2 separate regions of the Homo sapiens genome follow, and region 2 is linked to region 1. The links are chromatin contacts, found by Hi-C or POLR2A ChIA-PET in ENCODE. All regions are on one chromosome and are shown on one strand. Each heading gives the region's core, a stretch centred on a gene start or an enhancer-like site at or near the end of the contact. The rest is flanking DNA. Distances are from core to core; before and after follow the strand shown.

Evidence for each region. A loop is a pair of places that touch in the nucleus more often than their neighbours do. ChIA-PET counts read pairs that join two places held with the same protein, here RNA polymerase II (POLR2A). Pooled maps may share reads with other maps.
Region 2: a map of B cell shows a loop between it and region 1 (11-fold over the local background). The contact joins two enhancer-like sites. A Hi-C loop is called at or near these places in 1 of 168 maps with a recorded cell type or tissue (B cell), 1 of 37 single-sample maps with no recorded cell type and 5 of 50 pooled maps. POLR2A ChIA-PET finds 5 or more read pairs at or near these places in 1 of 52 experiments (activated B cell).

Annotation. Positions count from the first base shown.
Region 1 is chr12:67,939,588-67,945,479 of GRCh38, forward strand. All of the region lies in intron 2 of LINC01479 (long intergenic non-protein coding RNA 1479), which reads left to right. Among named protein-coding and RNA genes, the nearest start is that of LINC01479, 13 kb to the left of the region's middle. Within about 2 kb of position 3,889, at least 2 of the 41 ENCODE cell types and tissues checked have a DNase peak (open chromatin) inside an H3K27ac peak, as active enhancers do.
Region 2 is chr12:68,040,664-68,046,166 of GRCh38, forward strand. No RefSeq gene overlaps it. Among named protein-coding and RNA genes, the nearest start is that of IFNG-AS1, 54 kb to the left of the region's middle. RefSeq lists an enhancer at 1,544-1,793. Within about 2 kb of position 1,813, at least 4 of the 41 ENCODE cell types and tissues checked have a DNase peak (open chromatin) inside an H3K27ac peak, as active enhancers do.

The sequences.
Region 1 (5,892 bases), core at 2,639-5,138:
TAACCCTACTGAGCTCCTATTATAAAAATTAATCACCAAGGTTAGGGCACAGTTTGTTCCTGTGAAAGGACATTCCCAAAGAACAGATGTGGGGAGGACAGCCTTTCCTCTGGGTCCTATCACTAAGTTAATGGTCAGAATTCATGCTGTGGAGTGAACAGCCCATCACAGTCTGAGGCATTACCATGGAGGATGAGCTTTAGGGAACAATGGGATAAAGACAGACCAGACAGGACAGGCCGTCCAGAACACTGCCCAGAAAAATTCCCACCACCTCTGCCAGCTCCTAAACTGCCCGTGTAGGGAGATTTCTGCTGTTACACCATCAGCTGGTTTATCTTGTCTGCATGGCATGTTGAGAGAAGGCTGTTTGGGGGCCAGCTAAGTCAGTTTCTCTAGCTGCTGAAATAGCTTTCATAAAAATAGAGTTACAAAACTAATGTTAACGCTTGGGCTGTATACTGTCTTTTTCAGAAAAATAATGGTTATTATAAACAAGGAACAGTAAAGGTTTCTGGGAGAAAATATAATAGAAAAGTTGTCCTGGCACCCTTTGGAGAAGGTAATGGGACTCTCTCATGACCTTTGTTTCAGAATTGCTTTGTAATTCTGGTAAGATAGACACTAAATTGTCATTTCTGGACTGTATAGACACACTAAATTGTCATTACTGGAAGTATATACACAAACATGCAAAAATGGACCCATTTTAAAATAAGCAAATACAAGGGCCAAAATGTTCGATTACAGGTTCATGATGGATTTTTATTTTTTTAATTATACAAATGCTTATATTTTTCTAACAACAATTTCATTCGAAGAAAAGTCAGTTGATAAATTTTAAGGTTGTATTTATTACTCCTATTGGTTTTTGAAAAGTGTTCATTCAATCTAGGTGTTTTTAGAGTATCAGCTTTTGAACTCAGGGTTCTCAATCTTGAAAGCATAATGGTAAAAGTCCTGCTTTCATTTATTTAAGTGTTCTCAGAGACTACAATTGCCAATATAAATTTGAAAAAACAAAATTTACAGTACCATCGCTTTTTGGTAACAAATACTATATGCAAATCCACTTGTAAAACTATCTTACAAGTATTTTCTTAACAATGTTCTGCAACTAGTAGTTATGTTTTGAGGTGCCCAGCAAAGGAAAACGAATCCATCCACTTTGTGCCAGTCAGTAACAACCACAACAGAGCAGCTGATGTTGTTAACAATGCCCCTATTAGCTAAGGATCAGAAATGTTGTGACATTAGTTTCTGGGATCATGTCAGGATTGAATTAGACTGACTCATCTCAGGTCCTGGTGCTCTCTTAATTCTTTGGTCAGCAGGAATTAGTCCTACCAAGCTTTATCTTGGTCATACCGAACATTGTCCTCAAGCATAAGTTAAGTAGCCCTGCTATAGGATCACATTTGTCAGAAGTTTTCTCCTCTGTGCTTGGCTAAATTCCCACTGTCCATTTGCAAAAGGAGTGGTTTATGCAATTTGATTACTTTTAAGAGCTGTCTCACCTCCAAATGCCTGCTCAAGGGAACTCAGTGACACCAACTAAGAGGCATGTGAGTGTTAAGGTTTAGAGTTGCCCGTGTTTGCTTTCTGATACAGGAATGCCGGAAGAAGCTGAGTGCTGGATGAAGGTGAAAGAGATTATCAGTACCAGAGAGCCAGCTCTTCCCTTCTTCCCCGGAAATTGAGTTGTCAGCAGCCAGTTCAAAGCAGACATGTGAGAAAATCACCATGTCTTTTTATTTTAATGGAAATAACTTAAATAGTTGTCTTGCAGGAAACATGTTTTAAAAATTGATCTTTCTGGGGTTGAGGGAAGCTGGCTATGAGCAGGGGGTCAGCCGACTTATTACTTATTACCTATTACAGTAGAGTGCTTAATAACTTTTCCTTATCTCCCCTCAAGGGGAATATTCATTAGTAGATCAGAAGATAGTGTTACTAACTTATAGCATATCCATAATCTATAGCATATATAGAGGCCAAATTTTACCTCTGATTTATCCAATTGCTTAATGGTTTTAAACCAGATTCACATGGAACCCTTTTTAAAAGCACATTGCCTCTCCATCCCAGGAGGTTGAGATTCTTTAAGTTTGGCGAGGAATCTGTATTTTAACAAGTGTATTGATAATTTCAAAGTATGCCAAAGTTTGAAACCCGCTTAGGTTAGGGACAGGTCAATATGAGAGAAAATAGTCATCTTGATTTACTCTAATAGCTTTATCATTTAGATTAAAACATACACCCAATCCGTTAATAAAAATGTTAAAATCAAGGTTTTTTAAACTCTAGGTAAACATTGCGTGAATCCTTTAGTGCTTCAATTTAGCTAAACCATAAAGTAAGTAGAAACTATGAAGATTCCTGTCTGCAAAGATGGTAAAATGCTAGTTCAAACGTCATGCCTCTGGGAAAACTCCTTGTAAATCTCATCGTCCTTTGTGGAACTCAAGTCTTCTTTTTGGTTCCTGGCTAGTAGCAAATTGTATTTACATGTTTTATCCGTGGCCACACCAATTGTGAACTTCTTGCGGGACAGACATGTTTCTATCTCCTCCCTCCTTCAACAAAGCATCACGCACACAGTAAACCCGAATAATGTGTGCTGATTTTCACTCTGTTATAGGTTTCCTAAAGTGATTTACCACTTATTTTAGAAAATTATGGACACACACAGAAGATTTAGATGAAATTACTGTAACATTTTAAATATTTGTTTGAATTTGGAAGTACATTAAACTCTTTAAGAAAAGATGTTTCCTAATCTCCAGTTATTTCTCTCAGGAAAGAAAAACACAGTAATTTGCCTAAAAGCTTACCCTTAATTTAGGTGTTGATTTAGCGTCTCCTCTAAATACAATCCCCCTTCTCTGCTGTGTAACTGTTTTTAAAAGGATTGGCAATGGATGAATAAACAACTCCTTTAACAAACATTTGAAGACCCCATCCAAACACATACACACACACAACATAAAATCTCTTTCCACATCAATTTAGTGAGCCCTTAATTTTGCTTTCTAAGCACACAATATTATAAACCACAAAACACACACAACCAGTTTAACTCCTGCTGAAATGACATGAGAAGATTCTACTGAAATGCTTAGGGAAACTGGTAATTGTGTGCTGAATTTACTATAGGCTACACCACTAGAAGAGCTATAAGTAGCAACAGTAGCAAATGTTGAGCAGTCACTTTCCTCAACTTGTCCCTGTCCTTAGGGAGCTCACAGTATGTGGCGAAGACAGATACATGAACCATTAATTACCATGTAAGGCAAAAAAAATGGCACATGGAAGAAGATGCAGCTGTGTTCTGGGAACAAGGCAAAAAGAACTGCCTGCGGTCACGTTTGACAGACTAGAAAACATTTGATCTGCCTTGAAGGATGCATAGGAGTAGGAGTTCACTCAAAGATATTCCACTAAGAATAGGCATTATGTTCATCCAGCTTGCTTTTCAGGTAGTTCAGGTTAAAACAGGCTCTAAAAAAAGTTTAACAAGAAAATATATGAACTGAGGAAGGATTAGATGCAAACAGCCCAGCCAGTACATTTAGACCACATAAAATCCAGTTATGCTCATGAAAATGCAGGCAGCAGGATGTCCAATTTAATAGGAGAGGAAGAAAAGGAAGGGCACATAAAATAGAAAGGATTTATTCATTTTCCCCAATAAAGGCTAAGCACTTTCGTAGGTTCTTTTTAATTCATGAACTTTCCAATTCATATTCCAGGTACTAATCCTGCTGTTCTAAAATAGCTGTTGTGGATAACGGGATTTTATGTAGGCCACATGTCCTTAATTTTTATTTCTGCCTCACTCAGCTCAATGTCTACTCAAATTTGTTGGTCATAAACCAGGTATTTAATTAGATTACTTAGCGACACCTAGTGACCGAGATCGGAACCAAGTGCTATTTTAATACAGTGGAGTGTGTGCCTCTGTTATTGTCATGCTTTAGCCCAAGACAGCCCTCATTATTCCAAGTTCTCTTTTCAACCCATTTCATCCCAATGATACTAAAGCAAACCCATGCCCAGTTTGGCCTGAAAAACAACTAATTAGAGAGAGGAAGTGAGAAAGAGAAGAACAAGGGAGAGAGGGAAGGAGGTGATTGAGGGAATAGGTTGGAATCACAGAAGAGACAAGATCAGCAATGAAGGCTTCTATTTTTATGTATTTATTTGGCTGTGTTCATATCAAGAAATGGAAAGAAAGGTAAGACCACCTTGAAGCAGAGAAGGAATGAGAACCAGGGGCAGTCCAAACAAAGGCTCAATTCATATTTTGTTTCTCTCTTTTCCACTTGTATTTGAAAGGGCAGAATAAACATGTTTTGATGATTTTGAAATCCAAGATAGATCCAAATTTAAATGTTTTTAAACAAAAGATAGTTCTCATTGTCATAAATTATAAAATGCCTTTCTCACTTTGCAATTCCTGTTCTTTCATCCCTGTCTATGCATCTTTTTATATCAATTTGTTTTTCCCACTAAATGGATCTATTCGGATGGAGTCATTACTGAGTTGGCATTGCTCTAAAAATAAGCTGATGATTTGCTATCTGCAGTACGTGCTGTCAAAAAAAAAATCAACCAAAGTAACAAAGCAAAATAAACATAGTAATTAACACGTTAAATTAAAAATCAAAATATAACAAAAATACTAGAAGACAATGTGAGTCACGTGACAATTTTAAATGAGTTGAAGGTGCTGATTCTAGGCAAATTCCAACCAAGGGTTCAGAGGGAATCACAAAAGAAAGTGCTGTTATACATTTTTGAGAAAATACAGAGAACATGAACAATGCTAAAGGACTGAATTCTAAAACAGATTTTTAAGAATGCAGACAAGTGAGCCCTCAACTGTAAACATGACGCTGGCACAGCCAATTAAGCAGCGGTCTTTCCCTGCTGTGGTCCAGCCCCTTTGCCAACAGTGGGGTTCACACCCTACAAGTTGAGACCCTTGCAGGCTCCGGGTCCACTGAAACTAACTGAAACATAAGGAGTGACTTGCTCCTTGGAGTTGGAATCCACAGATGATGTTATACAGACTAGCCCTGATTCTGAGGCCAGAGGTCCCAGTGGGCTCCACTGCTCCAGGGTGCAGACATGGCACTGGACCATCATTCTCCCTATTTTTCTCCCCTACCCAGTTAGCCATTATGTTTTATTGTATTTGTACAGACATTTATATAGATTTCTACCATCCCATTGCATTGTAATAATATATTGTCATGTCTGTTTTTCTTCTGTTAAACTATGACTTTCATGGGTGGAGTCACGCTGTGTAGTCTTTGACTACTAGCCCAGCCTATTTAATTGTTAATTAAATGTTAACTGAGCATCTAGTATGCACTGTGCACTGAAGTGGGCTTTGGGGATACAATGAAGAAGATGTATGTCCTGGCCTCAAACTACTTAAAATCTGGTGGAAAATACAAGGAAGACTTTACTTCATTTTGGTATGTTTTAGTAAGTGCTAAGATGGGGGTAAGCACAGAGTTCTGGGAGCACAGAGTAATGCCACTGGATTTACAGTTTGTGAACGAGTGTGGGAAGGCTTCCTGGAGGAGGAGGGGCTGAGGAAGGAGCATGGGAAGGGCATTCTGGGTAGCACAAAGCCTCAAAGACATAAACTAGCACAACATACGCTCTCACATGAGATCTAGTTGTCTGCCTGTCACTGGTCACTTCCCCTACAAGCCCATTATCCACATTGTCCCCAGAGTGGTCTTATCAACATGCAGATATGCAATATAAAGATCTTTCCATAATCGAGTTTCTTTGATGCCTCCACATTACCTGCAGAAAAAAAAATCTAGCTTTTTTTTTTTTTTTGTGAGACGGAGTCTCGCTCTGTCACTAGGC
Region 2 (5,503 bases), core at 563-3,062, 99 kb after region 1:
GAGTGGACGACAGGTTCAGAGAAAGATGTCCTGTCTGATGGAAAAACGGGGAGAAGGGCACTGTGAATCATACAAAATGGAGACTGAGCTCAGGGCCATTTATAGCCTGCTTTGGGGACGTTTTCTAATAGTTCAAATCACTTTGTAGACAAAAATCAAGGACTGGAATAAGTGTAGTAATGAGAAGGATCCAGTCATGCATCTGAGAGCATACGTCCAATAAACCTCACTCAAAAGCTAGCAAGAAAATCTTGACTGTTGGCAGGAAGCATAGCTGATACTGAGGGCTGGGGCCTGGGTGCCTTTCCACTTGGCCCTTTCCATGCGACCTGGGCTTCCTCACAGCATGGTAGCTGGGTTACAGCATGAGTGTCCCAGTGAAATCAGGCAGCAGTGGGATCACGTTTTAATGACTCAGAAAAGACATGTATCACTTCTGCCATATTTTAATAGTTAAAAGTCTAACAAAAGCCCTCTTAGTTCCAAGGGGATAGGACACAGACTCCAACTCTTGATGAGGGAGTAGCAAGTTTCTGGAAAACTATATTAACAGGAAATACTGTAGTCATTTCCATAAAATACAATCGGTCACAAAGTGCTTTCCTAGAAGTTCATACTGGATTCTTTCTGCCTCATTTTCACATACAAAGCATCAGCAAATCCTGACAGACTGGGCTGCAAAATACATCCCAAACCTGATCTGATCTCACCATCTCCACTGCTCCCACCCTCGTCCAACCCAACATGTTTCTCTACCTGGATCACAGCAAAGTCTACTGAGAGGTTCCTCATCTCCAATTTAAAACCCCATAATCTACTATTTATAGGGCAGCCAGTGAGAACTTTGAAAAAATGTAAGTCTAAGCCTATCATCACTGCTCATCTTAGAACTATCCAATGGCTTTCAATTATGCTTAGAATAAAAGCTAAACTCCTAATGGTGGCCCACAAGAACCTCCATATTTTGGCCCTATTTATCTGTCTCATTTCATCTTCAGGCTTCTTTCCACCACACTCTGACCTTCTTCCTCTCACTTTAGCTCCTGGGTATGTTTTCAACTCAGGCACCTCTGATCCCAAATCTCTTCATATTACACTGTTCCATGATTCAAATCTGCTTGAACCTTCCCAGACCACTCAATATAAATGAGCATCAGTCCCATCACCGTCTATTCCTTAACCCTCCTTTATTTTCCTTAATGTACTTATCACTGTCTGAACTTACACTGTGTATGCATTTGAGTCCTTGTTCATAGTCTGCGTCTCCCTCTAGAATATTAACACTTTATGGGCAGGGCTTTGTTTACTGCTTTATTAACAGTGCTTAGGTCCACTCAATAGTTAAGTTGAATATTGAATAAAGAATAAAAGAAGAAACAAAACAAACAGTATAGCCTTTCAAATCAGTGGTGGTGTAAACGAAGATCTATTATCACTGTCATGAAAACATGTTTGTGTTCTTTACTAGATCTGGGCTATCCTTTCTTAGTGTCCTGTGGTTTCATGGACTAGTTTAGGAATGGTTGGTTGTTTCTAATGTGTAGCACTTAAGAAACTTTCAGCTTGAGCCTAAGTGTTTCCAGTGCTGAGGTTCAGTCATGTCTGGGCATGTTTGGTGAGGTGGTGGTGACAGGCCTCAAATAATTCAATTCTAATGAAATATTTGGCTTTAAGTGGATGAGGAGGAAAGGTACTGTGGCTTTGGCGTGGGTGTAGTTGGGGGTAGGTATAGAGGAGAGGAAGAGAACCCGAGGACAGCGATGTTCAAGTGAACATGTTATCACTCGTCTGGGCTTCTCAACACAATTGAACACACTTCCTATATTTGGAGAATTCCCCACCTCCTCTGCAGCCAGTACACTGGTCTGTGACACAGACCCAGACAATCACGTGCACCTCAGCAAGTTTTCTAATCACAAGCATGTATTGCAAAGAAACAAGTGCCACCTAGAGCCCACTCTGGTGAGAATGGCAGCTGGTGAATTCAGTTACTAGAGGGAGGGATGGCTAAGGTCACACCACGAGCTAGTACCAGCAGGAGTCTGTGCCTGGTGGAGTCAGCAGTTATTCCCACCTGGTCTGTTCTTTACTGTGACTCTGAGAATTGGTGCTGGCTGGGAAGCCTCCCAGCCTGCTTTCCGGCCTCCTGGGAAATCTTATATTCTTTAATAAATTCCTTTTCTGCTACTACTAGATTTTAATTGGTGACAACTGAGAACTCTGACAGAAAAAGATGGGGTGTTTAATTCCAGTCTACTTCACTGATTAGGCCTGACACCTAGGGAGAAAAGATGTAGAAGCCAAAATGTCAGGAATTATTTTAATAAGCAATTTTGTAAGACTTGGAGTTTGAACAGCGGTACTTTGCTCCCCAGGCAACAAAGTTCTGCATCAAGCTGGAAAATGAACACTTGCCCACTTTTCCCTGAAATACAGCAGGGTCCTGGCTCCATGGAAGCTCTGGTGAAATCGTCTTCAAACATCTTTTAGAAGGCTGAATACTTTTCCATTGAGATACACAGGACCCTTTATAAAACAGATGAAAATGGACTGCTTTGGTCAACGTGACACTTGGAGCCCCTAAAGCCAGGATGGCCTCATAAACCCCTCAGTGGTGAGGCTCAGTGGCAGTGCCTGGCTGCAGGCTCCCCAAGTCTGTGACACCCAGCAGGAGAGGGACAATCTCCTGAGACGACACCTGAGAGATGCATGCCAGGAAGGTAGCAGGTGCCATATGAGCAGATTTATCTCTGAGCATATGCCCTGATGGCTCCAAAAAGGCTGGTGGGGAGGCAACTTTGCAAGGACTTTGGGCTTTGTTTCAGGAATGAAGACAATTAACCACAGGATTTGAATATTCTGTAATTAATGTATTTTCTAACATAATCTAGTGAAGCCTGGGGAATTTTTAGTTGCATACCTCTTTACTCAACTATGTCTTAGCAGTGGTACATTATGCATATTCAAGTCATTGAAGTTGCCTAAACTTTAGTAAACTTGCTTATTCATTCTGTTGCTCATTAATTTCTCCCAGCCTTGTGGGAGAGCAACTAAAGTTAATCATCACTACCTCTCCACCTGGCTCTCCAAGGGTTGTCAGTGCCTATCCCCCACCCTTCATTCATCTCTCAACACCTCCCAGAGAGCTCCGGACATCTCTGGCATAATGTTCTGATCCAATATTTGCCTATTGGACTTCATGTCCTCACATCATTTTAGCTGCCTTTGTTAACCAAATTCCCGTAGGTATTTTATATATAAAAGGCATGAGCTTCAGGAGATGAGTGAGAATCTAATGCTTGATGATCTGTCATTGTCTCCCATCACCCCCAGATGGGACCATCTAGTTGCAGGAAAACAAGCTCAGGAGGCTGGGCGAAGTGGCTCACGCCTGTAATCCCAGCACTTTGGGAGGCCGAGGCTGGCGGATCACTTGAGGTCAGGAGCTCGAGACCAGCCTGGCCAACATGGTGAAACCCCGTCTCTACCAAAAATACAAAAATTAGCCAAGTGTGGTGGCAGGCATCTGTAATCCCAGCTACTTGGGAGGCTGAGGCAGGAGAATTGCTTGAATCTGGGAGGCAGGGGTTGCAGTGAGCCGAGATCGTGCCGCTGCACTCTGGCCTGAGTGACGGAGCGAGACTCCATCAAAAACAGAAAACAAACAAAAAAAAAACCAAGCTCAGGGCTGCCACTGATTCTACATTATAAGTTGCATAATTATTTCATTATATATTACAATGTAGTACTAGAATAAAGTACACAATTAATGTAATGCACTTGAATCATCCTAAAACCATCCCTACTGCACAGTCCATGGAAAAATTGTCTTCCAGAAAACCAGTCCCTGGCGCCAAAAAGGTTGGGGACCACTGAGTTAAAGAAGGCTGTAACCTAGACAAAGGCTGGAAATTAGACAAAGATGTGAGATCAGGCCAGGGTATACTATACTCTAAATGCAGACATTAAAAATGAAGCAGTTTGTACCTCGGCCAGGAAGACTTTTATATGATTCCTTCAGTAGTTGAAAGTGGTAAGCTGATGAGCCACATTTCAAAAGCAAATGGTCTGGGAGACACTTAAAGAAGTGAGTGTGAGGACAGCACTAGAACTCTTACGGCTCCCCACTGCCTTATCACCAAGTCCAAACTCTATATCAAGGCATGATCCAGCTCCTGCCTACTGCTTCAACATTCCTTTAAAAATAAAATATCCCAATTATCCTGATTTGATCATTATGCATGATATGAATGTATCAAAATAGCAAATGTACCCTTCCAAATATGTACATCTATTATGTATCAATAATAAAATGTTTCTTACACATAACCAGGCACTAGCCACAAAAAATAATAATAATAATAATAATGCGGTTTCTCGACTGCAGCAGGCTCATTACTCATTCTTGTGTTTCCATAATTTGTATTCTTAATTCGTAAAGACCTTTTCTACTATTTCTTCTCCTGGAGAACTCCTGCTTTTCAAAATTGGGATGCTCAAACATCCCAATGTCTCTCCTCCCTAAGGTCTCCGTCTGACTGGATTAGGTGCTGCTGGTCTGCACCTCTAAGCACCCTTCCTGTGATTTCCCCATCATCATGTTGGTGAGACAGCACGGTAGCTATCAGTAGCTTGATTGTTTCTCCTTTAATTGTAAGATTCTTTTATTATTATTATTATTATTATTATTATACTTTAAGTTCCAGGGTACATGTGCACAAAGTGCAGGTTTGTTACATAGGTATACATGTGCCATGTTGGTTTGCTGCACCCATCAACTCATCATTTATATTAGGTGTTTCTCCTAATGCTATCCCTTCCCCAGCCCCCCACCCACCAATAGGCCTGGTGTGTAATGTTCCCTGCCCTGTGTCCAAGTGATCTCATTGTTCAATTTCCACCTATGAGTGAGAACATGTGGCGTTTGGTTTTCTGTCCTTGTGATAGTTTGCTTAGAATAATGGTTTCCAACTTCATCCATGTCCCTGCAAAGGACACGAACTCATCCTTTTTTATGGTTGCATAGTATTCCGTGGTATATTTGTGCCACATTTTCTTAATCCAGTCTATCATTGATGGACATTTGGGTTGGTTCCAAGTCTTTGCTATTGTGAATAGTGCCACAATAAACACGTGTGCATGTGTCTTTATAGCAGCATGATTTATAATCCTTAGGGTATATACCCAATAATGGGATGGCTGGGTCAAATGGTATTTCTAGTTCTAGATCCCTGAGGAATCACCACACTGTCTTCCACAATGGTTGAGCTAGTTTACAGTCCCACCAAAAGTGTAAAAGTGTTCCTATTTCTCCACATCCTCTCCAGCATCTGTTGTTTCCTGACTTTTTAATGATCGCCATTCTAACTGGTGTGAGATGGCATCTCACTGGGGTTTTGATTTGCATTTCTCTGATGACCAGTGATGATGAGCATTTTTTCATGTGTCTGTTGGCTGCATAAACGTCTTCTTTGAGAAGTGTCTGTTCATATTCTTCGCCCAC